Linked DNA regions of Homo sapiens: region 2 is linked to region 1. A link is an interaction called in ENCODE POLR2A ChIA-PET data of the cell type or tissue named here. Cell type or tissue: Caco-2. All regions are shown on one strand. Each heading gives the region's core, and the rest is flanking DNA. Links, peaks and the distances in the headings are about the cores only.

What was found. ChIA-PET counts read pairs that join two places held together with the same protein. Peaks named below come from ENCODE experiments on the same cell type or tissue, not always from the same donor. Only the 100,000 strongest peaks of a DNase experiment are listed, where the experiment ranks them.
Region 2: POLR2A ChIA-PET joins it to region 1 with 5 read pairs; 1 of 35 experiments calls an interaction of 5 or more read pairs at or near these places.

What each region holds. Positions count from the first base shown.
Region 1 is chr12:93,035,803-93,051,318 of GRCh38, reverse strand. All of the region lies in intron 3 of LOC643339 (a long non-coding RNA gene), which reads left to right. It also overlaps the pseudogene DPPA3P5. Among named protein-coding and RNA genes, the nearest start is that of LINC02413, 53 kb to the right of the region's middle. RefSeq lists a silencer at 13,568-13,745. In Caco-2, for the core only: no CTCF peak of the experiment used is centred there; DNase peaks (open chromatin) are centred at 8,418, 8,808, 9,138 and 11,208.
Region 2 is chr12:93,149,239-93,164,754 of GRCh38, reverse strand. All of the region lies in intron 3 of LOC643339 (a long non-coding RNA gene), which reads left to right. Among named protein-coding and RNA genes, the nearest start is that of LINC02412, 17 kb to the left of the region's middle. In Caco-2, for the core only: no CTCF peak of the experiment used is centred there; DNase peaks (open chromatin) are centred at 9,544, 9,824 and 10,214.

The DNA of each region.
Region 1 (15,516 bases), core at 6,653-11,652:
AAATAGCAATGAAAAAGAATGGTGGAGAATAAATAAAACAGGAGCTGGGTAAAATGTGGATAACTGATAAAGCTGGGTGGTACATACACAGTGGTTCATCATATTATCCTCTTTAATTTTGCGTATGTTTGAAATTTGCATTATAAGAAGTTTTTAAAAAGCTATAATGAAGCTTCACGTACAGACTTTTTTGTACAACTTTCAGATTATTTACTAGAAATAAATTTCTGGAAGTGGAATTGTGAGGTCGAAAGGTATGCATATTTTGAAAAATTTTGATACTTATTGCCTAGTTGCAATAACAAGTAAATACCTAAACTTTTAGCCAAAATTACATATAGCCTCTCCAGAAATATTTAATTCCTGTTAAAGAAATTTCAAGCATCAGTGAAAAAATGGGAGTGATTTTTGTTTGTTCATTTGCCAAGAGAAGATTATTGATGTCTCTTCTGATGACAGTCCCTATCCTTATAGAATATTGGTTATTAAAGTTATTCCTCATTACTGTCTGTGGATGCCGAACTGGTCACACATCTGAGGAGTTGCTTTCACCAAACAGCACTTCTGTTCAGATTCAGAGCAAGAAGTTGAGTTGGCTTCCCTGGTTCTACTTTTTTAATTAAGAGAATTTAGGGTTTTGCATATTTATACAATGAGTCAGAGAGATTTCATTCTACAATGTGAGGACCTTGTTGAAACGTGATTCCTTTCCTAAGGGAACTCAGCACAAGGGGCAGTTATGCCTGGGGAAAAACAAAAGGATCAAAAAGCAGTAAGGGCTGATGAAAGGACTATGGCAGGGGCCTCCGAATGTCCTAGGCAAAGTATGATCATCAGAACTCTAAGGAATAAGAATGAAAGGGGAAAGGATTGGTTCTTTCTTATCTCCCATGTATTAATGATTTGCCATCTTTAGCCAACATAAGAGATATCCTAATTGCAGGAGGGAAAAACATGGATTTCTCAATGATCTCCTTGCCTACTCCTGGACTATCTGTTTCTACCTACCCCTCACAGCCAGGGATGCCCTTGCAGCCAAGATTGAAATGGGTTTTGGAAAAGCATCAGCTGGATTTGTTCACAGCCTGTTTAAGTATGTCAAAGTGACAGGCCACATGCTCTGCTTAACAGCATGGGGCACAGATTAAGAAAAACACAGGCATCTTGGGAAACAGTTTTGCCACAAAACTGAAGTACAAAGGTTCATGTGACTGACTACTCACTGATAAATGTGGTTTTGAAAGACGATTTGCATCTTACAGGGATACTGCCTTATGTAGACCCAAGATGTTGTACGGAGAAACACTTTGTAGCATAACGGAGTTCTAGATACCTCTAAATATTCCCATCTGTTATTTGGGCTGGCCTTGCCTCATTGCGCTAGAGGTTAGTTCCTACCTCAAAATTTCTTCTGCAGGGGATGGGATCTTCGTTATAAGGAGACCTGTGGTCTGATGGTGGAGCCTTCATAAGAGCTTTGATGCCCCTGCAGGTTAGGGTTTGGAGTGGTAAGAAAATCAGCCTGCAGTAGAACCAGTCTCGAACCTTCTAAAATATCTGGTAACATGCAAAGGTCTAAATGCTCTGTAGTCACTGGGGTCCCCCAAATCCTGGATTTTCTTGGAATTCTAAGAGCATGAGTTATTTGCATCAGTGGCCTCAACAGCAAACTCAGGAACAAATTTCTTTGGATTAAATATTCTGATTGAGATGAACTAAAACCAACTTCAATAAAATCTAAAACAAGAAAAGAAGAAAGGGAAGGAGGGAGGAAGAATTTTACAAAGACAGAGGGGTTCATCTCAGAGACCAAAGGCGCACTTATACATGAGCCTCAGGAAGGGATGGGGACCCAGGAGATGGAAAGCCAGGGAGCTCAGTCTTTGTCTGTCATCTGCCTCATTCTTTTTCAGTAGATCATGCTTTTTAGCTCACATGTTACAATTATAGCCACCTTAAAAGATTGTCTTAATATCTTAGTGTCAGTCTTATGGCCCTAGCTTGCCTCACATGTTAATTTCTGACCCAATCAATAATGGCCAGCGAGGAGGGTGCATATTGCAAATATAGCCTCCATGCCCCTTGTCCAGAGAGGGAAGAATGGTGGTAAACAGGGCAGAAGTACTAACAGTTATCTTCTACCCATCATCTGGATGTGCTTACCCGCCATTCTACGCCATCCTTTTACATTTACCAACAATTTATTAAGTACCTATGATGAGCATGGTTTTGAGCTAGGTACCATGAAGACACAAAGAAGAGTCAGACATATTCTATCAATTTGGGAAAATAGGACATTAATGCATTCGAAATTAAATGGTACCCCTAGGTATTCAGCAGAAATGACTATAGTGAAAAAAGAATACAAGTCAGTTTGCAGAGGATGTGGTTGAAGGATCACAGCATATTTTAGAAGTCATCTGCACAATGCTTCCTTTCAATGGAGGACTCCCTTCTACAGCATTGGTGACAGGCACAGGGTCTGCCAGCCTCTGCTGGAATGCATTCGGAGTGTTTTGTGAGGTGGAGAGCCTTTACCATTGTTGACCAAGTTAATTATTAGTCTGTTCTCCCACATAGTAAAACAAAATGAGCTGCCTCATAATTTCTTATCATTGATCCTACCTCTGAGTGTCCTTTACACGTAATATCCTAGACAATATTTAAAGGGTGATGATGGCTTTCTCTCATCCCTACCCACAAGAGTTGACTGTCCTCAACCGTAAATCTTCCCACATTCTTCAATGGTTACTTAGATGACCTGTTAGATCTCTCATGGAGCTCATTCCCCTCATCTGAAAGTTTTATCTATAACCTTCTTAAATTAGGGAGCAAGATCTTGACACTATATAGGGGCTGACCTGTACGGACTATAGAGGGACTGGGATGAGATGTTTCTGTGGTGGTACTTAAAAACGATGGATGGCTTTTGTAGATAGTGAGTCTGGGACTTCCAGAAAATCAGGGGGCTTTTTTGCTCTTTTTTTTTTTTTTTTTTGAGACAGAGTCTCACTCTGTTGTTCAGACTGTGCGGTGGCTCACCACAACCTCCACCTCCCACGTTCACGCCATTCTCCTGCCTCAGCCTCCCGAGTGGCTGGGACTACAGGCGCGCGCCACCATACCCAACTAATTTTTGTATTTTTAGTAGAGACGGGGTTTCACCATGTTGGCCAGGATGGTCTCGATCTCCTGACTTCATGATCTGCCTGCCTTGGCCTCCCAAAGTGCTGGGATTACAGGCATGAGCCACCATGCCTGGCCTTGTTTTTGTTTTAAGTCGGACTTCTGTCCAAGTAATAGCCAATCCTATTCTCTCAAAATGTGGTTCATACACCACCTGTATCCAAATTAACTGAAATTATTTGTTGAAAATGAAGACTGAGGGCTCCTCTCCTAGACTGTTGAATCAGAATCCCTGGGTGTGGAGTTGAGTTGAGAATCTATGTTTGTACTAAACTCTCTAATGTTTCTTGCATACACTGAAACTTCAGAACTATCAATATGGTGGTTAAGAACACAGAATTTCTCAACTTCTAGCTGTGTGACCATGGGCAATTTACTTGACTTCTCTGAGTTTCAATTTCCTCATCTACAAAATGAAGATAATAATTCCTCAGAGGGTATTTGTTGAAATAATAATTTGTGTGTAGTGGACACTGTTATCTACCCAACTGCCAATTCCCAGCTCACCCTCCCCTTCTTTGCCAGTGGGGCTCAGTTTTGTTTGGGTAGGGTGGTCACCATACCATATGTTCAAGGAAGGTGAACCAGAGGTGAATCATGATTGATCTAAGATGATATTGGCAGTCCCATTTCCTTTGTCGTTGATTGGTTTAGGTATGGGTAATGTGATTTAATCCTGGACAATGAGATGTCAGGGGAAATTTGTAGGAAGTTTTTGGGTACAGTTTTCCTAAACAATAAAAAGAGATATGTGGGAGGTGTGCTTTGGTAGATGTTGAAATATCTGTGTGGCACCTGGAATCATTGCAGCCATTGTGCAACCACAAGGGGTGATATTACCCACACATGGAAAATAGCAGAGTTGGAGGATGGATGCTCCCTGGTGTCATGCTGCTCAATTAGCCAACCCTGGGACCAACTCCTCCTCAGCCAATGTGAGACAGGAAACCACCAAGCCCCTTATAGTTAGGTACTCTTACTTGCAGCTGAAAGCATTCTAATAGGTACAGCATGTAAATCCCTTATCAGAATGCCTAAGTCAATATTTGCATAACAAATGACAGCTATTATATTATTATTATTAATAGAAATATTGGACTTATTTTCCATTAAATTTAGGTCAGAGACTGTAGTGCCAATCCTATTATAAGACACATCTGCTCAAAAATACCTGCTGAGGGCTTGTATTTCTCCTTAGTTTCCACCCTTTGTTCTAGCCTAATGAAATCATGGTGGTTCTATTATACAATGTGTATCAGTTCTTCTACCCAGACTTGAGTTTGCCATAGATTTGACAAATTTTTCAGCCTTTTAAGTTTTCACTTGTATTTCACCTCCCTTGAAAGACGGTTATGATTTTAACAGGAAGAAAAGAAGGCTTTTATGTTTGAGGCAGAAACATACTATGATTGAGAATTATTCAGAGAAAAAGCCTAATTTCATGATTTGTCATGGGTGGTCCCAAGTTAAGCATTGTAAAGGCATTTTGGAGGGCAGCTTGTGGAGAGTAAGGAGTTGGAAATTTATCGGGCAAATCCCTGGAGGGCTGGTGAGGCAGTTAGCTGAAGTTAGGTGCCTGCCCAAGGTCATTCAATGATGGCATGACCAAAGAGGGATTAGAATTCGCAGTCACAGTGCCTAGAATTCCTGTGCGTGACTGGACTTTGCTACGTGATGTTACTCGGGGGCAACACTAATTATTTTGGCAACAAAATCTCCAGAGAACAAGGGGAGGGATAATGGCGGAGTCATTGACTCAAAGAGTGGTACAACTGGAAAAGATCTTGGGATTATCTGGTCCAACATTCTCATTTTACAGAGAAGGAAATTGACATCCATAGAGGTCAAGTGATATATACAAGGTCATATGGCCAATAAGTGGCAGAGCAGTGATGAGGATGCTTGTCTTATGATGCTTGATTTAGTGCTTTTTCCGTGACGAATTTTTTACAAAATTCTCCTTTTAGAATTTTATGACATGAGAGCTCCAAACATTTGACAAAATTGTAAAGTAGACTGCATTCTCTTACATCTCTTATTAGATTAATTGCTTAATTTTCATTTATTCTACTGTCTAGTTTTAACAGAACTTCCTATGTGTATTAGTCTGTTCTCACACTGCTAATAAAGCCATACCCAAGACTGGGTAATTTATAAAGGAAAGAGGTTTAAGGGACTCACAGTTCCACATGGCTGGGGAGGCCTCACAGTCATGGCAGAAGGTGAAGTAGGAGCAAAGGCATATCTTACATGGTGGCAGGCAAGACAGTGTGTGCAGGGGAACTCGCCTTTATAAAACCATCCGATCTCATGAGACTTATTCACTATCACGAGAACAGCATGGGAAAGACCTGCCCCCATGATTCAATTACCTCCCACTGGGTCCCTCCCATGACACATGGGAATTATGGGAGCTACAGTTCAAGATGAAATTTGGGCGAGGACACAGCCAAACCATATCACTTGAATTCCCAGCAAATGTGCTAGGTCAGTGCTTACTTTCCTGGTTGGTCTATCAAGACGTATTTGTGATGTATGTCTACAATGGAAAGAGTCTGACTTTTGTGGTTCTGGAAGCCAGTGTTATTACTTTTTGTTTAAATAGCATATATGAAAATTGGGGAAATATTCCTCATGGCTGAACTATCGTTATGGAGCACCATGTGTTAAGAATTGATCTTGAGACAACACACTGGATATGCCACATTTTATTCTTATTAAAAAAAACTGAGAAAGTCTATGTTATTGTGACAGTGTTACAAATAAGGAAATTGGGTCTCAAGGTGATACAGCTAAAAGCTGTACAACTGGAATTAGAAACCAGGTTCATTTGAATCCAGAGCCCTTAATGGATTTCAAAAAAGTGGAATGAGAATTCTGATAAGTTTAGGAAGGCAGAGAATGAATTTGGGGCCTAAGGCACAGACCACAGAAGACGGTATTGGGAGTAGAGTGATCTGGGTCATCTGCAGAGGTAGTGAGGGCACTTGGTTTCAGTCACCAGAAACCAAGAGGGTTGCCTATTTCACAGTGTTGCCTGGAGCTGATCTTGCTTCTGAAAACCTACCAAAAATATGTTTGGTTTGGAAGGAGACATGGTACCATCCATCAGCCAATTAAAGGTGCCCAACTAGGAGTTAAGGTTTTCAGACTGATGTTTCATTCACAAAGGGAACTGGACTCTTGAATTCTGTCTCATGAGGGAGAGGTAGCCTCATTCAGCTTGGACAGATGATATAGAGTAGGGATTTAGAGTGTGGGCTATGAATTTAGAGTTAGTCTGTCAAGTCCCAAGATGCCAGTTACCAGCTATATGACCAGTGTCTTTAACACTAAATTCCCATTTCTAAAATGGGATAATAATAGGACTTACCTAATGGCCTTGTTGCAAGGGTTTAGTGAGACGATGCATGTAAAACATGAAGCAGAGAGAGAGGCACTCAGTAAATAAATGTTTACAGCCATGCTCGTTATAATTGTTCCAGTGGCTCTGTGTGAGAATCGGAAGAGCAGGGCTCCACCTTTACACTCCCTCTACAGATCTGCATTCCTACTTTCTTCAGGAGGCCACACAAATTTTCTGGACCTTAATGTTGCTGTAGAAAGTCAACACAGGAGTGCGCATGGCCATGCAACCTTATGTCACGTGGGAAGTAGGAAGCCATGCAGAGAGAATGCCTGGCTCCCATCCTACACTAGGTGACTAGGTGTGTGTTACGGTCACTGATGATGCCTTGGGGAAAGTAGTTTGTCTCTGAGCAAGATTTGAAGCCAAGCTGCCTTGTTCCTAAAAATGGCTACAAAAGTCCATTTTCTCCATTTGCATCTGTGAGATTTTAACTTATGGAGGTACGGACTGAGTGACGACAAGGAGAGGCCGATGCTATTGAAAGTAGAATTTATTACTTGCTCTTCTGAGAGGAGAAACGCCACATCATGCAGATTCTGTCAGAAGGGACAAAGGAGCGAGGGGAACACTTAGGCTAGAGCCTTGTTTCTGCAGGAAAGGTAAGGCAGGGCAAACAGTTCAGCTTTGCCTAGTTTGAATAATCCCAGCAGGCTTTGGTTTATCTAGGTGGTCTGTGGTTGCCTAATACCTGGCCCTGAGATAATTTAGCTCAGGGGAAATATTGGCTAGTGTGTGAGAGATAGATAAGGAGGTGGTTGGTGAATATGGGCTTGAGTTTGGTTGGTTTGTGTGTGAAAGGCATGCTTATAGGCAAGTTATTATCCTTAGGAATTAGATAGCCCCGGGAGGGGTGGTCTCTTCTGGGGTCTGTAAATTCCCCAAAATGTTGAAATACCAAAAGATATCTAAAATTAAAAACATGATTGATATACTCATTCATCGGGCCCCACCTTCATTCCCTAGCTCCTACCCCTCATGGCTGTCTGAAAGTAGATGAAGTCATAGGTATCAAGTGCACATGTCCAGCAGTTTTGGGTAGAAAAGCAAGAGCAGCCTGGTGCTGGTGGCTCACGCCTGTAATCCTAGCACTTTGGGCGGCTAGGGCTGGAGGATCACTTGGGTCCAGGAGTTTGAGAACAGCCTGGGCAACATAGCAAGACCCTGTCTCAAAAAAAGGAAGGAGGGAAGGAAGGAAGGCAGGAAAGAAGGAAGGGAGGGAGGAGGGAGGGAGGGTGGGGGAAGGGAGGAAGGGAGGAAGGAAAGAACTTGTAGGCTATGGTGAAGGATACTAAAAGTAGCTTTGTATTTTTTCTCAGATTCTGGGGTGTCACACATTTTACAATCTGTTTACAGCCTGCACAGGGAAAAGAAGAAGAAAAGCAATGACAAAGAAAAAAGTTATGAGAAAACCTCCTACCACACAATCTATTTTTCAGTAGCACTACTAGGCAACCTGTAAATTCACATCAGGCCTGCAGCTGCCTGTTGCCAGTTTAGAATCCTGGTTGCCATTCTAGGAAGAAGTCTATGTTATAACTGCAGATTTCACCTCATAAAAACAAATACCACCCAACTCCTGCCCACACAAGAGCATTTATGTTGTGAATTATTCACTGTATCTAATTTTCTTTTTGGGTAGATATTTTTGTAAGAGGTGTAAAATATTTAACAGACTGAATCAACTCTCGTGCAGTGTTTTACAGCTACTTTGACTTAATAACCTGTATACATATTCCTGAGCCTTGAGTATATCATACAATGATGGTTCATGCTCACTTTCCATGGCCACGTGCGGCCAAATAAACTGCAAACTCAGGCGTGGCTCCAGTTTTATTGCCACAGTCTCAAGGCACTATTCACACTGCAACTTATCTTCTATGTGTTAATGGGTGTCTTGCTGATAAAGGTCATCCGCATTAGATACAGCAAAACAAATCTTGAGACCACAGAGTTGGAAGTATTGCATTTATTCTCAACACTGGACAAAGGTGTTTTCCTTCCTTCCGTCCTTCCTTTTCTCCCTCCCTCCATCCCTTCCTGCTCTCCCCTCCCCTCTCCTTCCCTCCCTCCCTCCCTCCCTCTCTCCTTTCCTTCCTTTCTTCCTTTTGTTCTTTCTTTTTTTTTTTTTAACAGAGTTTTACCATGTTGCCTAGGCTGGTCTCAAACTACTGAGCTCAAGCAATCCACCCGCCTCAGCCTCCCAAAGTGCTAGGAATACAGACATGAGTCACCACACCCGGCCAGTGTTTTCATTCTTTCTAATGATACTAGACATATACATTGCTTTGATCTCTAAAATTTGATCTCTCTAAATATTTATTGAGTATCTACTCGGTTATAAGCTCCTCAAAGGCCTGTTCATATTTTTATATTCCTTTCATAAGCAGTGAACTGTATCAGGCACATACTGGGAACTAAAATGAATACTTAATCAGGTATTTGTTTTACGGCAGCGTTTCCCAAAGTGTATGCCCATGGTCCACTGAAGGTTGACAGGATCCATGTGATGGGCACTGAATGAATAAATTAAAAAATGCGAGCCTGGGGCGGTGGCTCATGCCTGTAATCCCAGCACTTTGGGAGGCCCGAGGTGGGTGGATCACCTGAGGTCAGGAGTTCAAGACCAGCCTGGCCAACATGGTGAAACCCCGTCTCTACTGAAAATACAAAAGTTAGCCAGGCGTGGTGGCAGGCGCCTGTAGTCCCAGCTACTCAGGAGGCTGAGGCAGGAGAATCACTTGAACCTGGGAGGCGGAGGCTGTAGTGAGCCAAGATCGCATCATTGCATTCTAGCCTGCGCGACACAGCGAGACTCCATCTCAAAAAAAAAAAAAAAGTATATATATATAAAATATATATTTAAAAGTTTTAAATTTGATTTGCTGTGTTGTCTTGTAAGACATAATTCTATTTTTTCCCTTATAAGAGCTTTGGGATCTTTAAATAAGTGATCTTTATCATTGACATAATTGTAAAATGCTTTTGAGTTCCACCCCCAATTTCCAACTAAAACAAAATCCACCATTGGTTGTACTGCCAGAAAATTAATTTTAAGCTTTGCCATGATGTGTTTATCCCTGTGGGAGTGTGCCCTTGCATGGGAACAATGCTGTCTTGTCTGTAGCAATGAAAAAAAGATTGAGATATATTCACTGTATACTATACATTGAACACTTACTATGTACAAGGCAGTGTTCTGTGTGCTGGAGATAAAGCAGTGCCTGGGTACAAAGCAATGTCTTTGCCCTTGTAGTACTTACAGTCTATTGGGGACAACAGATAAAAATAAGTTAATGTATAAAATATCAGGTAGGAATGAGTGTTGTAAGAAAAGGTAGAGAGAGAGTGATGGGGTTGGAGGAGACTATTTTAGATAGGGTGATTGGAAAAGCCCCTATAATGAGGTGGCGACTGAACAGAGACCTGAATGAAGTGGAGGAGTGAGCTATATAGCTCTCTAGGGAAAGAGTGTTCCAGGTGGCGGGAACAAGAAGTACAAAGGTCCTGGGGTGGGAATATGTTACATTTTATTTTATTTTAAAATTTTCTTTCATAAGGAGGCAAATAAATCTTTTCATTATTATTATTATTATTATTTTGAGACATGATCTTGCTCTGTCACCCAAGCTGGAGTGCAGTGGTACGATCTTGGCTCACTACAACCTCTGTCTCCTGGGTTCAAGTGATTCTCCAGCCTCAGCCTCCCAAGTAGTCGGGATTACAGGTGCCTGCCACCATGCCCAGCTAATTTTTGTATTTTTAGTAGAAATGGGGTTTCACCCTGTTGGCCAGGCTAGTCTCTAATCCTGACCTTGGGTGATCCGCCCACCTTAGCCTCCCAAAGTGCTGGGATTACAGGTGTGAGCCACTGCACCCAGCCAAATACATCATATTTTAAATTGACTGCCTGCAGAATAGGTAGAAAGTAACATAGTGGTACGAAGAGTAAAATGTAAACTTGGCATTTAAGGAGGAGTGAAAAAGATAAACAAGTAATTTTTCAACTTTCAGCTGTCAAGGAGCTTCAAAATTGTACTTTATAGAAATAACAGTTATGTCAGAGGATAGATCACTGGCTCACAGGCCCCAGAGTATTTTTATTTCTTTCTCATATTTAATATGCCGAAATGGTCTTCTGTCTTCACCTTCCTCTGCTTGTTTGGACAGGTGTCAGAAAATAAGATAGGCGTTTTTCTTATACTCACAGCTTTTCTCCTTATGTTATATGCACATACACTCAGTCCTATTCAAGTCTTCAGTCTAGCTGGTGTTTATATTTTTTAAAAACAAGCAGAATTGGGTGATTAGTGAACTGATTCTATTTACTTTGAAATACTACATGAGGCAGTGATGTACGCCTAAATGTTGGTTTCCAAAACAAAATATATCTATGGATTTTTCTTTCTGCTGCTCTTAGCCCACTGGTCCCTCGCATCTTGGGAGCAGGGGCATCTTCATGCAGCCCTGAATAGTGTACCATCAGTATGAGTATTTCCTCCATGTAAGAGCTGAAGCAAGTTAATGATGGGAAGAAATACATTCATAGTGTAACAGGTGTCAATATTGACCATAGTTGTTCATCAGAGAACGTGTCTCCCCAACAAAGAAAGCACTTCAGCTGACCCACCGATGTTTACTCATCCGTGGGGCCAACAGTGTAGTCAGTTTTAAGATAAAAGATCACACAAGGACTTTCTTAGAACTATAAGGAAAAGAGAACTTATTTTCTGCTTGGAGCTGCTGAGAAGGTAAGAAATAATTTAAGAGCCAACAGGCATCATTTTGTTATCATAAAGAGAAGTACTGTCCAGGTGCGGTGGCTCACGCCTGTAATCCCAGCACTTTGGGAGGCCAAGGTGGGTGGATCACGAAGTCAGGAGATCGAGACCATCCTCGCTAACACGGTGAAACCCCGTCTCTACTAAAAAACACAAAAAATTAGCCGGGCATGGTGGCACGCGCCTGTAGTCCCAGCTACTCGGGAGGCTGAGGCAGGAGAATGGCGTGAACCTGGGAGGCGGAGCTTGCAGTGAGCTGCGATCACGCCACTGCACCCCAGCCTAGGTGACAGAGAGAGACTCTGTCTCAAAAAAAAAAAAAAAAAAAAAAAAAAGAGAAGTACTAACTAAAAATGGTGCCTACCCAAGAAGAGCAGAGCTGGGACATTGTTTGCAAACCTGGAGCCACCCATACCTGAAGCCAGGATACCGCTCTCTCTTTCAGTTATAGGAGCTAATTAATTCTGAGCAGAATTTAAATGTTTTCCGCATTTTTAAGTTTGTCTTTGCTTAAGAAAATGAGTTGGGTTACTGTGTGATATGGTTTGGATTTGTGTCCCTGCCCAAATCTCATGCTGAAATGTAATTCCCAATGCTGGAGGTGGGGCCTGGTGGAAGGTGATTGCATCATGGGGGTGGTTACTCATGGTTTAACACCATCCCGCTTCCTGCTGTCATCCCAATAGTGAGTTTTCATGAGATCTGGTTGTTTAAAAGTGTCTGACACACCCCCCGTCTCTATCTCTCTTTTCTCTCTCTCTCCCTGTCTCTCGCCCCTTCCATGTAAGATGTCTACTCCTGCTTTCCCTTCCACCATGAATAAAAGCTCCCTGAGGCCTCCCCAGAAACAGATGCATCCATGCTTCCTGTACAGCCTGAGGAGACATGAGCCAATTAAACCTCTTTTCTTTATAAATTACCCAGCCTCAGGTATTTCTTTATAGAAATGCAAGAACAGACTAATACACTGTGACCTACAAGTGAAAGAGTAACTTTCATCTGACTCCCTTCTGGTGCCTCCCGGCAAGGTGCTAGAGCATCCAATAGACTGGAGAGGAGGCAGGGAGACCTGTATCCCTCAATTGCCATGAGGAAAAATTTCAGTGCTGGACATATGATGGAATCATCCAAAGTATATGAATCAGTTAGTGTACTTTTGTGAGTTATGAAACCTAAGCCTTTATTCTTTTTGCTCTGCTGTAAATTGAATAGAATAAAAATCCACCACAACCAAAACCACATCCAATCTGAGCCTTGCTCTTCAAAAATTTTAGCCGTGCAAAGCCTACATTAAAAGATATCTTTGGCCGGGCATGGTGGCTCACGCCTGTAATCCCAGCACTTTGGAAGGCTGAGGCAGGCAGATCACTTGAGATCAGGAGTTCAAGACCAGCCTGGCCAACATGGTGAAACCCCGTCTCTACTAAAAATACAAAAATTAGCTGGGCGTGGTGGTACATGCCTGTAATCCCAGCTACTCGGGAGGCTGAGGCAGGAGAATCGCTGGAACCTGGGAGGCGGAGGTTGCAGTGAGCTGAGGTCTCTGTCTTAAAATAAAATCAGATAAATCTTCCAGAAAAAATACATAGATTGGACTCCATTAAAATTAAAAACTTCTGTGCATAAAAGGCATTATCCACAGAGTAGGAAGGCCATCCACAGAATAAGAAAAAATATTTGCAAATTATAAATATTATAGGAGATTAATACCCAGAATATATAAAGAACTCTTACACCTCAACAACAACAAAACAAATAACCTAATTTAAAAATGGACAAAAGATCTAAACAAACATTTATCCAAAGAAGATATGCAAATGACCAATAAGTACATTTAAACATGCTCAACATCACTAATTACTAGGGAAATGCAAATCAAAGCCATAAGGAAATACCACCTTATACCCATTATGATGACTATTATTATTATTTTTTTAAAAATCCAGACATGCTGGGTCACACCTATAATCTCAGCACTCTGGGAGGCAGAGGCAGGGGGCTCACGAGCCCAGGGGTTCAAAACCAGTCTGAGCAACATAGTGAGACCCTGTCTCTAGAAAAAAAATTTTAAATTAGCTGAGTGTGGTGGTGCACACTTGTAGTCCCAGCTACTTGGGAGGCTGAGGTGGGAGAATTGCTTGAGCCCAGAAGGCTGAGGCTGCAGTAAGCCATAATTGTGCTACTGCACTCCAACCTGGGCAACAGAGTAAGACTGTCTTCAAAAAAATAAAATAAAATAAAATAGAAACAGTAAATATGTGTTAGTGATAGAGACAGGAGGCAGCCAAAAGTCCCCTGGCAAAACCCCGCCCTTGAGCCTAAAGCAGCCTGAAGGCTGAAAAACCAGACTGCTGGTTCTGGATGAAGCCTGCCATTTCCTGACTGATTCTTTCTGAATAATGCCCACCTGCACACTGGGAGGACGGGGTGGAGCCTCGGGAAATTCATGGCGTTTGCAGTGGGGAGGAGCCTGGCCTCTCCTGTTCCTGTGTGGTGACCTGGGATTCAATCTGTGAGGCAGTAAATCTGCTAGCAGGACTCTCTCTCTCTTTGCTAAGAATTATTTTGCCTTTTTCCTTTTTGCCCAATAAATTCCGTTTTCCTTACTCTTGTATATGTCCGCAAGCATAATCTTTCCTGGTCGTGTGAAAGAGCCTGGTTTTAGCTGAACTAAGGATAAAGTTCTGCAACATTAGTGAGGATGTAGAGAAATTGGAACCTTTGTGCATTGCTGTGGGAATGCTGCAGCTGCTATGGAAAATGGTATGGCGTGTTCTCAAAAACTAAAACATATAATTACCATATGATCCAGCAATCCCACATCTGGGTAGATGACCAAAGGAATTGAAAATGAGGGCTAGAACAGATATTTGCAAAGCCATGTTCAGAACAGCACTATTCAGACTAGCCAAGGGGTGGAAGCATGCCAAGTGTCCATTGACAGATGAATGGATAAATGAAATATGGTATGTACATATAATGTGGAATATTATTCCGTCTTAAAAAAGGAAGGTAATTCAGATACACGCTATGACATGCGTGAACCTTGATGACATTGTGCTAAATGAAATAAGCCAGTCACAAAAGGACAAATACTATACGATTCCATTCATGTGAGGTACTTAAAATAGGCAAAGTCACAGAAGCAGAAAGTAGAATGGTGATTGTCAGGGTCTGGGGGGAAGGGAAATGGGACATATTGTTTAATAGATAGGGAGTTTCTTTTTGTGATGTTGACAAAGTTCTGAAGATAGATAGTGGTGATGGTTGCAGAACAATGTGAAAGTACTTAATGCCACTGAATTGTAAACTTAAAAATGGTTAAAAAGGTACATTTTAGGTATTATATATTTTATCACAACAAAAAAATAAAATATAAAGATATCATCCAGAAGAATTGTGCTTCATTTAACAAACAGAAGATACTCCCAATCTTAATCAGTTGATGTTAGACAGGAAAATGGGAAGGCAAAGTGATTGGCTGTGATGTTTCAGATTCATCAGCAAAACTAGGGTTTTTACATTCAACTAAATATGATAATTAGGTCATGTGCAAGAATGGAGCCTGCTTGCATGAACTTTCATCTTTCAACAATGACAGCAGAAAGAGGAATAATAGACACTGGTTGCTAACTAATGGCCCTTACCTTTTTTGCATCTTCAGTAGTTGTAGCAGGAAATAAAAGCTTGTCTTTCTTTTTAACTTTGTTTTTTAAAGGTACTCAAATGCCAACTTTACTGTTTCTATATAAACTCCTTTTTGTACTGAAAACTGTAAAAATAACAAAGTTTGCTGTGATTGCAATCCAAAATTTTGAAAGCCAGAAAATCTAATTATTATGCTATAGCCAAACTACCTAATGCTTTCTTTATCCACAAGTAACTTTGCTTCAATTTCTTGATGTTGGGTTTCATCTCATTGACTTTGGGCTTCTAAGACACATGGGAATACTTATGTCGTCTTGGCTTCTTTGGGTCAAATCAAACAGTAGAGCTAAAGTTATTCAAATACATTCAAATTACACAGATCCCTTATAAATTACTAGTATCATAGCGGGAAGAAAAAGATACAAGAAGAAAAATACATCCTAGAACTCATTATCAAAAGTATTGGTGTATAGTCTATAGTAGCATAGAGTAGCT
Region 2 (15,516 bases), core at 6,938-11,937, 110 kb before region 1:
CCCCAGGTCCCTGCTGTTCTCCTTGCCCCATACCTGCTGCCAAAAGAGGTGCTTGCTGTCAGAAAGCCGGGGTCAAAGTGTCTCTACCACTGGCTAGCTGGGCAACCTTGGGTAGGTCCCTCAGTTCTCTGAGCCCTGTAATCTTTATGTAAAATAAAGATTGTATCACCTGCTCCACCTACCATAAGAGGCTGTTGTGAGAATCAGCCTCTTATGGTAGGTGGAGCAGGTGATCCAAAAGAGTTAATGTAGGTGAAAGTCCTGTCCTTCATTAAACCACAAAGCATCATCCAATTGCTCTTGTTGCCTGCTGCCTCCTCTCTACTTGTAGTCATTCATTCCTGGCTGAGAGTGCAGAAGTTGAACAAGGCCCCATTACTTTTTAGTTGTATCATTTGGGGCGAGTCATGCTGTGAATTTCTGTTTCCTCATACATAAAATGGGAATAACTTTACCTAGCATTTATTTACATCCTTCTTTATTTACACTGCACCTTGACCCAATGATGTTATCAGCACGAAAGCCGAGATAAACACACATAAAGCACCTAACCTAGACTTGGCACCCAGTCGGTACTCAGTAAAAGGGAATTCTTTCCTTCCCTGTTTGTGGAAATTGGACTATGGTATAACCCAGCTGAGATGCCTTCCTTTATAAAGAAAGAACTCCTCCTCTAATTGCTGAGGATAGTACTGTCTGCTACTCCTTCACCCTCAACTTTTTATCTCAGTGCTTTGCTCAAGGCCCAAACATGCTTAAAATTCTCTTTTGAAGTCTGTAGACTAGGGAGTTATATAATGGAGTCTTCTTTTATTACTTGGGGATAAAGATTCCTCAACAGCACGTGTGAAAAAGACTCAAATATTTGGTTGACTGCAAAATTAACATGAGTCAACAGTGTGATGAACAAGCAAGAAATGTATTTTAGGAAGTATGAAGGGAATGGTCCAGTGAGAGGATAGCCTTAGACTCATTCTCCTCATGTTGGTCAGACTACGCTTGGACTAAAGGACTCAGTTCCAGATGCTGATGCCTGGGGATGGATCATCAGAAAGGAGTGCTAGCAAAGAGCTTGGGATGCAGGGTGTTTGAGTAACTTTCAGAAAAACTGAGGCTCCTTAAACTGCAAAAGATGTATTTCAGGAGAGATATGTATTGTCTCTTGTTTCTTGAACGGACTGAACAAAACACCACCACTTTGGATTTACTTAAGAGTAATAATTTCTAAGGAGTATGTAGAAGTACACATTTGAGGTTATGTGACTCCCAGGGGAAGAATTAGGGACAGTAGGTAGAAGTTATGGAGAAGTAGTTTTAGTGGTATTTCTGTTTCTATTCCTCTTTACAACTCTGGGTTTTCGGAAGAATTAGCTATTAAAACTATTTAAAACTTGGCTTTCTTACAGCCAGTTTCAGCATGATGTTACATACAAAAGATATTCAAAGCAATATTGAAATTGTGAATTAGAAAGGGACATAACTACAAATATACCAGAAATTAAAACAGGTAACAAGAGACAATCAGGTATGACTTTATGTCAATTAATTCGGAAGACATACAAAATGGTTAACTTCCAGAAAACAATAATCAATATAAACTTAAGAAGAAATAGCCTAAATTATATGATCTTGAAAGATATGACATCAATGATTATAGCTACCTATATTATGAAATAACATACAAATAATTTTTTCTTAAGACAGAGTCTCGGCTCACTGCAATTTCTGCCTCCTGGGTTCAAGCAATTCTCCTGGTTCAGCCTCCCAAGTAGCTGGTATTACAGGCACCCACCACCATGCCTGGTTAATTTTTGTGAGACAGGGTTTTGCCATGTTGGCCAGGCTGGTCTCGAACTCCTGACCTCAAGTGACCCTCCAGCCTCAGTCTCCCAAAGTGCTGGGATTACAGGCATGAGCCACCACACCTGGCCACAAATAATTTTTTACAGGTGAGTTTTACCAGATTTTCAAGGAATGTATAATCCCAATCTTATATAAACTATTCCAGAGACTATAACAAGATTACAAAAAGAAGGAGTACTCCAAAGCTCATTTTATTAGACTGACGTATGCTTGATTGACTCCAAAATAAGACATGGACAGTAAAGAAAATTGTAGGCCAGGCATGGTGGCTCACACCTGTAATTCCAGCACTTTGGGAGGCTGAGGTGGGTGGATCATCTGAGGTCGGGAGTTTGAGACCAGCCTGACCAACATGGAGAAACCCCGTCTCTACTAAAAATACAAAATTAGCTGGGCGTGGTGGCACATGCCTGTAATCCCAGCTACTTGGGAGGCTTAGGCAGGAGAATTGCTTGAACCCAGGAGGTGGAGGTTGCGGTGAGCCAATATTGCACTATTGCACTCCAGCCTGGACAACAAGAGTGAAACTCCATCTCAAAAATAAATAAATAAATAAATGAAAATTGTAAGCCAACCTCACTTCTAAATATAAAGCTATAAATTCTAATAATATTTAGCAAAATTGGTTACTTTAAAAACAAAAACACACTATATTTTGTATAAAACAAAACTATATTTTGTTTAAAAACAAAAATATGCTATACTATATACTATATTATAATACAGTATAACCAGGTTGAGTTCCCAGGAAAGCAAGGATGGTTTAGTGTTAGAAAAATCTATTAATATAATTTACCACATTAACAAATTGCAAGAGAAAAAGCACATGATTACTTCAATAGAGGCAGAAAAATTATTTGTTAAAATTTAACACTTTCATATTTAAAAAAATTAAGAAATACAAATAGAAGCAGATTTTCTTTACAGAGTAAAATATGTCTATCAGAAACTTGCAGCAAACATCATATTTAGTGGTAAATCTTTAGAATTATTTCCTTTAATATGAGGGACAAGACAAGATGCCTACAATTACTATTTGTAGCCAATCATTATTTGGGGGTTCTAGTTGAACAGTAAGGCAGTAAAAGGAAGACATACTAATTGTAAAAACAAAACAAAACAATCGCTATTTATAGAAATTGCCCTCATAGAGTCTAAGAGAAAATACAGGCAAGCAATTGGAACTAACATAAAAAATCAACAAGTTACTAAGCACAACATTAGTATAAAGATAATTTACACTCTATCAACATCAATAAATAATTTTTAAAATATTAAATATCATAAAAAGTTAGTTCTTCCTTAATTAATTAATGAATTCAAAACAATCCCAACTCAAAATCCCAACAGTTTTTTTTTTTTTTTGATACTTGACAAGATGATTTAAAAAGCCATGTGGAAGAGCAAAGGACCAAGAAGTTTGTAGAAGACCAAGATAGGAAGGCTCACTTTAACCTATCAAATATGTCAGTCAGGGTTCAATCAAGGAACTAGAGCCACAAAGAGTGTTATGACATGGGATTTATTCTAGAAAGCAGACTTTATCCAATTGTGGGAGGAGCTGGGGAGATGAAGATCTGGAAGGAGAAGCTGGGAGCTCAGAGAAGAGTCTAAACTATCTTTTGAAAGCACTGGCATAAGTGGACAACATCGAGTTTACAGAAAAAAATCTAAGAAGCCAAGTACACATCCAGCTACTGAATTTGTCCTGCCAAGGGAACTCATGGAGATGTCTGTGTGAAGCTGTTGCCTTTGTGAAGCCACCTTCTCTGTGGCTCTTAGCCAAGTATCTGGTAGTAGGTCTTGGGCTGCGGGACCAGAATTTGGGAAGAACAGCAGGATGCAAAGCAGAGGAGAACAAGGGCAAGTTGGAATCTGTTAGGTACTTCTGTGTCTGTCACCCCATCTAACTTTGAAGAGCTTCACAGAGTAAAGAACTGCCCTTCACTTCCACATCCCAAAGTCTCACACAAGGTCTTCTCTTGGCCAACTTGGACCTGGAACCAGACAGGAAAGGGAATTCCTAGCTCAACCAAAGTGGTAATGAAATAACCTAGCATGTCAAGATGAATGTTAAAGCTATTGTAATCAAGACAGTGGAAGCCTGGGCAACACAGGGAGACCCTGTCTCTACAAAAAAAAAAAAAAAAAAAAAAATTAGCAGGTGCGGTGGCATGCACCGGTGGTCCCATCTACTCGGGAAGCAGAGGCAGGAGGATCACTTCAGGTCAGGAGTTCCAGACCACCCTGGGCAACATAGTGAGATCCCATCTCTACAAAAAATAAAAAAATTAGCTGGACATGGTGAAGTGCACCTGTAGTCCCAGCTACACAGGAGGCTGAGGCAGAAGGATTGCCTGAAGCCAAGAGTTTGAGGTTGCACTGAGCTATGATCAAGCCACTGCAGTCCAGTCTGGGCAATAGAATGAGACCCTGTCTCAAAACAAACAAACAAAAAAAAAAAAAAAAGAAAAAAAGAAATGTTTGTTGTAGGCAAAAAAAAAAAAAACAAAAGACAAAAACCCCCCCAAATAGAGTAATAGAACAGAAAGCCTAAAACCAGACCTATTCATATATAGAAATAACATGACAAAAATGACATTACAAATTCATTAATGATATCACAATATTTGGTTTCTCATATGGAGAAGTGATTGAAAAAACTCCTTACCTCACACTAGTCACAAAATTAAATTCAACATGGATTAAATCATAAAATCCTAAATGTGAAGAACAAACTTTAAAAACTTTTACAAATAAAATATAGGAGAATATTTGTATGACCGCACCAAAGAGAAGGATTGATTAAACAAGAGAAAAAAGAGTACAAAGAACGATATATTGACTAGATTCCAATTTAAAACTTCTTAACAAAAAATGTCATAAAAACAAAAAAGACAAGCCACAGACTAAAAGAAGATATTTCCAGCATATAACCACAAATGAATGATTATGTTCAGAATAGTTAAGTTAAAATGATAAGTCCTAGGGTAAGGAAAGGAATAGAAAATTCACAGGAGACAAGACTTGAATGGCCAATTCAAAATGTTAAAACAAGGCTCACACTTATTGAGCACTCACCGTGTATTATTCTAAAGGCTTTACTGAGTATTAACAATATATATATTATTCCAACTGCTTTGCATATGTTAACACACATATTCCTGGCAATGAGTGTGTGAGGTAGGTATTACGACCTTTTTTTTCTTCCAGAGAGGGAAAGTAGGGCTGAAATCATACAACTAGTAAACAGTAAAGCCAGCATTTGAATACTAGTGGTTTGGCTCTAAAATCTGAGTTCTTAACTACCTTCTATTTTATCAACTTGTTAAATTTAAACATTTGACAATACTCACTGTTGTTAAGGATGTGGCAGAATGGGAACAAGTGAACCCTGTTTGTTGGGGTGTAAATTGATATAACCACTTAGTTGGAGAGAAATTTGCCTTTACAAATTGAGGCTGTTAGGTCCATAGCCTAAAGTCATACCCATATAAACAAGGAAAATGTACAAGAATGTTTATTGCTGCACTGTTTGTAATGGTACAAAAATACAGTGTAAAATATTTATACTATGAAGTATTAATATGAAATAATCTAAGTAAAACCCTATAACATAATGTTGATTTAAAGAAGCAAGTTGGAAATGGATATATACAGAGTGTGATGTCACTCATATAAAATGTAAAAGTATGCAAAACATGACATGGTTCATATACGTTGTAAATTTATAAAACATGAAAAAATAAATTTAAAATTCAGGAAAATGGTTGCCATTATGAAGGGGAATGAAAGAATGAGATGAGGGATTTTGCAGGAAGGATCAATTGTATCTGTAATACCATATTTCTTTGAAAAATGAGTAAATAGGGCAAGATATTAAGACACAGCACAACTAGGTGGTGAATATATTCTATTCTTCTTTGTATTTTTAAGTTTAATGGCCTGACCCACATTTTTTATCTCACTTGTCATTCTTCCCCTCTTTCATATCGCTGCCTCATGGGGCCTCCTACCTTTCATTGAACAAGCTGTGCTTCCTCACACCACACTTTCCCTCACTTGGGAATGTCTTCTGTTTAGAAAAACCCTGTTCACCTTTCACGGCTTAGAATACTTCATTTAGAAAAGCACCTGAAAGTACACCCATGTTCATAGCACCATTGTTCACAATAGCTAAAGCATTGAAGCAATCCAAGTGTCCATCAACTAATAAATGAATAAATGAAATGTGGTATATCCATACAAGGGAATATTATTCAGCTGTAAAAAAGAAGGAAATTCTGACAAATGCTACAACATAGATGAAACTTGAAGACATTATGCTGAGTGAAATAAGCCAGTCACAAAAGTACAAATACTGTATGAGTCCAGTTATGTGAAGTACCTAGAGTAGTCAAATTCATAGAAGCAGAAACTAGAATGATAATTGCCAGGGGCTGGGAGAAGTAGGTGATACAGTTTGGCTGTGTCCCTACCCAAATCTCATCTTGAATTGTAGCTCCCATAATCCCCACATATTGTGGAAGGGACCCAGTGGGAGGTAACTGAATCATGGGGGTGAGTTTTTCCCATGCTGTTCTTATGATAGTGAATAAGCTTCATGAGATCTGATGGTTTTATAAAGGGCAATTCCCCTACACACACTCTCTTGCCTGCCGCCATGTAAGACATGCCTTTGCTCCTCCTTCGCCTTCTGCCATGATTGTGAGGCCTCCTCAGCCATGTGTAACTGCGAATCCATTAAACCTCTTTTTCTTTATAAATTAGCCAGTCTCAGGTATTTCTTCATAGCAGTATGAAAATGAACTAATATAGTAGGGAATGGGGAGTTATTAATGAGGACAGAGTTTCAGTTTGTGGAGATGAAAAAGTTCTGGAGATGAACGATCATGCCGGTTGTACAACATTGTGAACATACTTAATGCCACTCAACTGTACACTAAAAAATTGGCTAAAAAGATGAATTTTACATTACATATACATTTTACTATATTAAAAGAAGAAAGCAACAAAAGCAAGCTGAAAGGCAACTTATAATATTATTAGAAATCTCTCAAAGAGGAGGCAGAGGGAGACTGCCTCCCAGGTAGACGCCATCCAGCTTCAGCCCCTGTGGGCTTCTCTGTCTCCTCTCAACTTGTGGATGGATGTGTTCTGTTTTTCCAGTGGTATCTTTGCTTCTTCCTGTAAGGCAAACTCAAATTGCCACTTCTCCACTTCTGCTCCCTACCCATCACCCCAGTGATGACAGTAAACCCTGGGGTGCTTTCTCTCCTGTATTAGTCTGTTCTTACACTGCTATAATAAATACCCAAGACTGGTATAAAGGAAAAGAGATTTAATGGACTTACAGTTTCACATGGCTGGGGAAGCTTCACAATCATGGTGAAGTTGAAGGAGGAGCAAATGCATGTCTTACATGGCAGCAGGCAAGAGAGCATGTGCAGGGGAACTGTCCTTTATAAAATCATCAGATCTCATGAAACTTATTCACTATCACAAGAACAGCATGGGAAAAAACTGCTCCCGTGATTTAATTACCTCCCCCTGGGTCCCTCCCAAGACAGGTGGGGATAATGGGAACTACAATTCAAGATGAGATTTGGATGGGGACACAGCCAAACCATATCACCTCCCCTTCCAACTAGACCCAGCACTCTGAGCCCCTTGCCTTTCAGAGTGTATTTCTACCTTCTCCATTGATTTCCCTCCCCTGCCCAGACTTTGAGTATCTGTTTTCAGAGTTGTAACCTCACCTCATGTTCTGATTGCTTCCTGGGCCTGGCAATTTGATTCTGGCTTCTTGACTCGATTGTGAGTTGTAAGCAGGATTCACCCAGTGACTCTGCTTTGTAGGAAGGGCCAAGCCCTTTGCTGACTGGAACTATGTGACTCCATTTTATGGTTTATCAAATGTGGACTTGCTTGTTATTATGAAATCACTTTAAAGCCTTTAGAGTGATTTATTTAAATGCATATATATATATATATGTATGTTTGTGTGTGTGTATATATATATATATATGTGTGTGTGTGTGTATATATCCATTTGCTTGTGGATGCATAGAAAATGCCAGAAACTGATAAAAGAGGTTTCTAGAGGGAGGGCAGTCTTTGGATCAGTGCTGGGGCTGAGTGAGAGCAGAAGAAAAATTCCCTGTGAACTTCCCAACTTTTCTTCACCTTGAATTGTTTATAATAAGCATATGTCATTTTTATAATAAAAGTATATATTCACAGTGAAACACTGTGTTCTAACTGGTATAATAAGCTCTTAGTATTTGATCCTGAGAGTCCCTCTTTCAGAGGCACCATCAGTCACATACGCTGCTAGGGCTAATGTCAGCTTCCAGGGGAAATCATCGTTGGGATGTGCAATTTCAGATCTAGCTGGAGAGAGGCAAGGGCGTGGCTGCAAACCCCTTTTCTGATCTGAACAGGATATTTGTAAGGTAGTCACCGTGTGGCTGTGGAGATGAGTGATGGGGCTGCCATTCTGGTCCCGCCACTGCTTCTTCCTCTAAAAGCAATTTAGAGGAGAGCCAAGAGGAACAGAGCCTACCCCTTTAATTAGCCTGCGGAGCCAGGCAAGGTAAATATTTGTGACTGAAACAGCGTGGATCCATGGAAGCTGGGATTTTAGCCTAGAAGCCTTGTGCTGCCAAGTTGCCATGAGACCAGAAAGCTGAAGCTATGTTTTGCCTCAGAAAGTGCTTCTGAGTTGAAGAGAAGTGGGAAGGAAATCAGCAGTAGAATTAAGGTCTGTGTGTTAGATGAGGATAATAAGGGTTTGTCTATACCTTAGGTTAAAGGCACACATTTTACCCGTTTTTATTTTGTCTTTATATTGATTTCTTATATTAAAAAAAATTCAGGCTGGGCGTGGTGTCTCATGCATATAATCCTAGTAGTTTGGGAGGCTGAGGTGGGAGGGTCGCTTGAGCCCAGGAGTTTGAGAGCAGCCTAGGCAACAAAACAAGACCCTGTCTCTATAAAAAATTAGCCAGGCATCGTAATGTGCACCTGTAGTCCCAGCTGCTTGGGAAGCTGAAGTGGGAGGATTGCTTGAGCCCAGGAGTTGGAGGCTGCGGGGAACTATGATGGTGCCCCTGCACTGCAGCCTGGGTGACAGAGCAAGACCCTGTCTCTAAAATAAAAATAAGAATTTTAAAAATGACTAAGTCGGGTGGGAGCAAATCACCCTGGTTAAAAGAACAGCCTCTGTAAAGAAAACCTTCAATTTCACCTGCTCTGAATTTGAAAACCTAAATCCAGTAAAGTGACAGGAACATCACATATGTAATACTTTTTAAGCTACCACGGTGACAGTAACATAGCCCAGGGAACTTTAAAAAACAACAGTTTTTTATACTTGAGTAAAACTTGGTTTTATTAAATATTTTTAGTTGAATTTTCCTGCAAAGAAGGTTGCAGGGAAAAAAATTGAGTCATTTGTACCGTCACTGCCCCGTGGGGCAATAGCAAATGATATTCTCTCAGCATCCCACACAAATAGCACATTAGGCAATCTTTAGTGCTCTATATTATTTCCCTGAATAACAGCCATAAAAGAAGCTAAAAGGAATGCAAATATAGGTCAATGATAAGAACTCTTTTGTAATATGCAGTCTCAGGGGTGTGGGTAATGATAGTGAAGATAAAAAGTCCACAATGCATCCTGCTGCAGAATGGCTATCACTTGCACGTGAAATTTAAGCTGTTATTTACTACCTGTTCATTTAGCTCACCGCCCCCATTTTTTTTTACCCTGTATCTTTCTTCACTGTACTCCTTATAGCTTAATATTACATATTTATTTGTTTACTTGTTTTTTCTGCTACCTCATTAAAATGTAGCAGGGATCCCGCCCGCTTTCTTCACTGGAGTAGCCTATGTCCAGCACTGTTGCAGGCACAAAGTGGGTGTCAAATCGCAAACACCCGCTGCAAGGTGGGCGGGGATTTTGGAGATGAACTAAAGGGATGTGGAGGGACTGAGTCACGAAGGCAATGAAGGGGACTTGACTGGAACCTGAGGCAGTGGGGAGGTCACAGAAGGATATTAAACTGAAGCTGGAGGACGGTGAGGGAAAAGATCAGACTTGGTGTTTTACATAAATAACTCTGGGTTTGTTGTGGAGGAAGGATTTGGGATGGCAAATAGCCTGGAGTTAGAGAGACCAGTGAGGAGGCTTTTGCAACATTCTAGGTAAGTGGAGATAAGAGCCCAAGCTCGAAAGTTGGTAATAATGAGATGATAACAATAATTATCAGTACAGCAAAGTCTGCTGTATAGACAGCTAGTCATTACAATCCATTGTCTAGCCTGCACTTCCCAGCCTCCTTTGCAGTTAGGTGTGGCCATGTGATTATGTTCCGGCCAATGGGATTTGAGCAGGAAGAATGACCTCCGTAGAATTCTCTGGTACATACTCCTTCATGTTCTTTCCCTTTTCTGGCCAATTGGGATGGAGAAACTATGTAGTGAAGAAAACTGTGCATCTATCAACCTAAGTCCTTGTAAAACCGTGTAGACAAATGAGGAAGAAATATCTATTATATAGTCAAGTCATTGAACAATTTTAGGTCTGTTTGTTATAGCAGCTAGTGTTACCCTAATGAATTTTAGCACATGTATTTTTGCTAAGCATCATTCTTAATGCTTTATATATGATAACTCATTTAGTCTTCCCAGTAGTTTATTTAGGATCATTTTGTTGTTATTATCCTCAATTTGTAGGTGAGGAAACGGAAACACAGAGGGGCTGTGTAACCTACTGAAGATTACACAGCCGGGAAATGATGGAGCCAGGTTTCAGAGTTCTGACTCCAATATTTTAAGCAATATCTGATTGTGGAGCTGGATAGGAATTAATACTTTAAAAATATATACAGATGTTCCTTCCTTTCAATTAAACACTTTGAATTAAAATGAAACCTTAAAAAAGTTGAAATGGTCAAGCATAAACATTAATTAAAAAGCAAGTCATTTTTATAAGATAATAATATTTCGAGTAAAATGTAAATAAAACCACCTCAGGTGGGGTTTCCTGGAATCAGGCCCTGTGCCTAAGATTCCTATGCAGAAGCTTTATAGGGAAGAATTCCTTGGAAGTAAGGGAAGCAGGACTGGACAGAAGGAGAAGGTAAGCTATAATATAGCCAACACAGAGCCCATGGCGCAGGATGAGTCCTCAAGCTGGGATCACCCTTCAGAGTTATCTGCCATCAAGGCAAGGGGTCTGGGCTTCTGTGCTCTGCCTCAACCAGTCACTGGATATGGGCTGCCAGTTTGGAGGGGATGTGAGCTTGAGTAAGGCAGCTTCTTTGGAAAGAGAGTTAGCTGTGAGTCAGCACTCCCCTGCAGCTGGAAGAATGAGCATCATGCTCTTGAAGGATCTGAGTGGCGCATCACAGTATCCACCACAGAAATCGTGAACTACTCTATTTACAAATGTTCAGTTGCTCCAGATTGTCCCACTGGGCTTCAGACTCATGTAGCCCACTGTCTACTAATTGTGCCTAAAGCATAAAATATATGCTGCAGGGGGATTGACTAGAAATAGGATTTCAGGCCGGGCATGGTGGCTCACACCTGTAATCCCAGCACTTTGGAAGGCCGAGGCTGGTGGATCATGAGGTCAGGAGTTCCAGACCAACCTGGCCTAGATGGTGAAACCCCATATCTATTGAAAAATACAAAGAAATTAGCCAGGCGTGGTGGTGGGCGCCTATAATCTCAGCTACTCGGGAGGCTGAGGCAGAGAATTGCTTGAACTCGGGAGATGAAGGTTGCAGTGAGCCGAGATCGCGCCACTGCACTCCAGTCTGGGCGATAGAGCAAAAAAAAAAAAAAAAAAAAAAAAGGATTTCGGAGGTAAGTTGAGTTGGGGTGAAAGCCTTAAATGGTATGCCAGGGAGTCTGGGTCAGAGGGAAGCCTGGTGGCTTCATGGAGATGGATTAGCACAAGGATAGAGCACTGGCAAGTATATCATTCAGGAGCTGTTATAACAGCTCATTGCAATGAGGAGCAGAGTCTGAATCAGTATCAATGGGATGGAGAAGAAGTGCTGAACTTGCAAAATGTTTTAAAGGTTGTATTCAATGGCTTTGATAACTGAATGTGGAAGACGAGTTAATGTTTGAAGTAAAGCCCATAACTCTATATTGAAAGGCTATCAAAGGTGATGCTTGAAGAAAGATCGTGGTCATGTTCACTCTGTGGAGACATGTGGGGCCAGGCATGGTGGCTCACACCTGTAATCACAACACTTTGGGAGGCCGAGGTGGGCGGATCACTTGAGGTCAGGAGTTCGAGACTAGCCTGGCCAATATGGTGAAACCTCATCTCTACTAAAAATACAAAAATTTGTTGGGCATGGTGGCACACGTCTGTAGTCCCAGCTATTCAGGAGGCTGATCACTTGAACCTGGGAGGCAGAGATTGCAGTGAGCCAAGACTGAGCCACTGTACTCCAACCTGGGCAACACAGTGAGACTCTGTCTCAAAAAAAAAAAAAAAAAAAAAGACGTGGCATGAAGCCCTTGACTTTTTTTTTTTTTTTTTTTTTGAGTTGAAGTCTCACTCTGTCGCCCAGGCTGGAGTGCAGTGGTGCAATCTTGGCTCACTGCAACCTCCGCCTCCCAGGTTCAACTGCCTCAGCCTCCCAAGTAGCTGGGAATACAGGCACCCACCACCACGCCCGTCTAATTTTTGTATCTTTAGTAGACACAGGGTTTCACCATGTTGGCCAGGCTGGTCTTGAACTTCTGACTTCAAATGATCCACCCACCTCTGCCTTGAAAAGTGCTGGGATTACAGGAGTGACCCACCGTGCCTGGCCCCTTGACTATCTTTTTAATTGGCATAATAAAAATAAGTAACTCTCCAATTGGCTGCTTCTTTCTTTATTTTTTCTTTCTTTTGGAGAAACTTTCTGTTGCTTTCTCCGGTAACTTAAAATGAGTTGTGCTTTCCATCTAGCATTGGTTTCTTCATCAGTCTGCTTTAACAAAAAACTTCTTTCTGATATGCCTTTCTCTTTTCAGTTGCAAATCTAAGTGTACCAGAACAAAACATATGCTTAAAATAACTAAACATAAAGTTTTAAAGCACGTGCATGAAATCCATTTTTTTCTTTATTTCTCAGCAGTTCTATCATGGTCCTTATTAGAAGTTCTAATAACGGTCCTAGATTGTGGGTGCATCGAGAGTTGACATGAAGTGTGCTGGGCTTGGGGACAATGTCCGGTTGTTAGCAGTGGGTTGTTCACAGTTTTGTAGATAAACAAGATTGCTCATTAGGGCTGAGTCTGAATGACAATATTAAATCGCTTTGCACACCTGGTGAGTGTAGCTGTTATACAGCTCTGGCCATTGTACTTTGCCCTTTGTGTTTTCTGGAATAAAAGTGATTTTTCTGACCTGATTTAGACAAGATTAAAATCTGGCTAGCCTTTTGCATGGTATATTTTTGCCAAGAAATTTGAAAAATTTCTAACAGTGTAGAAATTTATTTAAAAAATGGAAAAACAAAAAGTTAACCATTAAGTGGGATCAAATTTGTGTAGCAAACATCCATGTTGTGTTTACCTGGATTAAATCAATCATTCACTTAACAAACATTTATTATGTAACTTCTCTGTGCCAGGCACTCTTCTAAGTGTGCCAAGAATACAGAGGTAGGTGAGGGAGATGAAATCCTTCCTCTCGCAGAACTTACCTTCCAAAGTTGGGAGACAGAAAATAAGAAATAATAAGAAAGCTTACAATGTTTGTAAGTAGTAGGAAGAAAATAAAAGTTGAGATTTAATTTGCTCTTCTAGCTCTTCCCTCTCATCTTAAGAGGCTTCCCTGGTGAGTAACTGGGTCTTTTATGGTCCTACGAGCAGGATAATGTGAATTCATATCTATTATGTAGACAGGCAAGTTGACAGACTCTGGAAATTTATTTGGGTAGGGAGGATGGGATTTTAAAACTTTGAGTATGAATGGATACATATGATTTAAACTCCTACCTGGGACTGTCACCTGTCATTGTCCACAAATACACTGTTTAATATTAATAATTAACTAATTTAAAAAAAAAACTATGGTGGGCACTCTTTAAACCAACTTCTACTTAAGAGATTCATAGAGGGAACCAGCATCCATTCCCTCTGTAAGGCTTGGGCTGGTGCTCAAAACACACTGAACAGAGCTGTCCATCTGTCCTCACTGATCCCTTTCTTCTTTGAGGAGTTGAGTTTTGTGCTTTATGAGAATCAGAATTGTTTGTTCCCTGACATATTTGTGCTGGTTTTACTTGTTATTAAAATTATGCTATTTACTTTAATATTACTTTAATAACATGAGGGTGAAGAGAGAGAGAATTATTAAAATGACATTTAAATGGAATGCTTTGGAAAGACTAATGTTAAATTAGTTAACAGTAAGAGATTAGGAAAAATAATAAACTCTACAGTATTTTGCTCATGAGTGTCTTTAAGTTCTGACCCCCTACAAAGAAAGAAAAGTTGGAAATGAAAAATGAGATCTTATGGGTGTGGTTTAGGCCAGAAAAGGTGGTATTGGACCCTTGCCAGTGAATCTATAGTGAGGGAAAGAACCATGGCCTTCCACCAGTTTGGTAAATACATTTATATTTATTTAATTTAAAATATAATGTTTATGGGCCAGGTGCGGTGGCTCACTCCTGTAATTGCAGCACTTTGCTAGGCTGAGGTGGGTAGATCACCTGAGGTCAGGAGTTCAAGACCATCCCGGCCAACATGGTGAAACTCCACCTCTACTAAAAAATACAAAAAAAATTAGCCGGGTGTGATGACGCATGCCTGTGATACCAGCTACTTGGGAGGCTGAGGCAGGAGAATCACTTGAACCCAGGAGATGGAGGTCGCAGTGAGCTGAGATCACACCACTGCACTCCAGCCTGGGAAACAGAGCAAGACTCCATCTTAAAAAGATTAAAAAATAAAATAAAATACAATGTTTATGAAACCACCTTTGCAAAGATTACAACAGTGAGAAAAGTCTAGTATGGCTGACTCCATCTTGCTTCTAGCCTCACAGGCTGGCTGTCCTCATTCATTCCCAGGTGTAGGCCAAGCTGTCCATGGGAGGAATTTAGTGTATAGTTTAACTTTGAAACAAGGATCATAATAGTACCTACCTAAAACTGATCCTCTCCTTGTTCAGGGGCTGAAACTGCCTTTGCAAGACTAATGAAAAGCCACATGATTAGGATTATGGAAGGGGCCTGGATTCTGCTAAGGTATAGGCAGAGTTTCTATCATCTCTTACTGCTAAGGAGTCATGTGGCCAGAGGTCACAAGATTTATGACTTCCCCAATTGCTCCTATAGATAACATCATTATTGTAGAACCTAAGATTGGTCTTTTGAGATGTCTTTCAGGGTTTTGCATTCTGGCAATCTACTAACCCCACCTGGACTTGTGACTCATGACTCAACCTGTCCTGTGGCCCTCACGCAGAGGCAGACTTAGCACATGAAGATAATTTTTTCACATTCCTCTGATTGCATCCCCAACCAGTCAGGAACACCCATTCTCTAGTCCCTGGCCCACCAAACTATCCTTGAACAACCTTAGCCTCTGAGCCTTCTGGGAGACCAACTTGAGTGATAACGC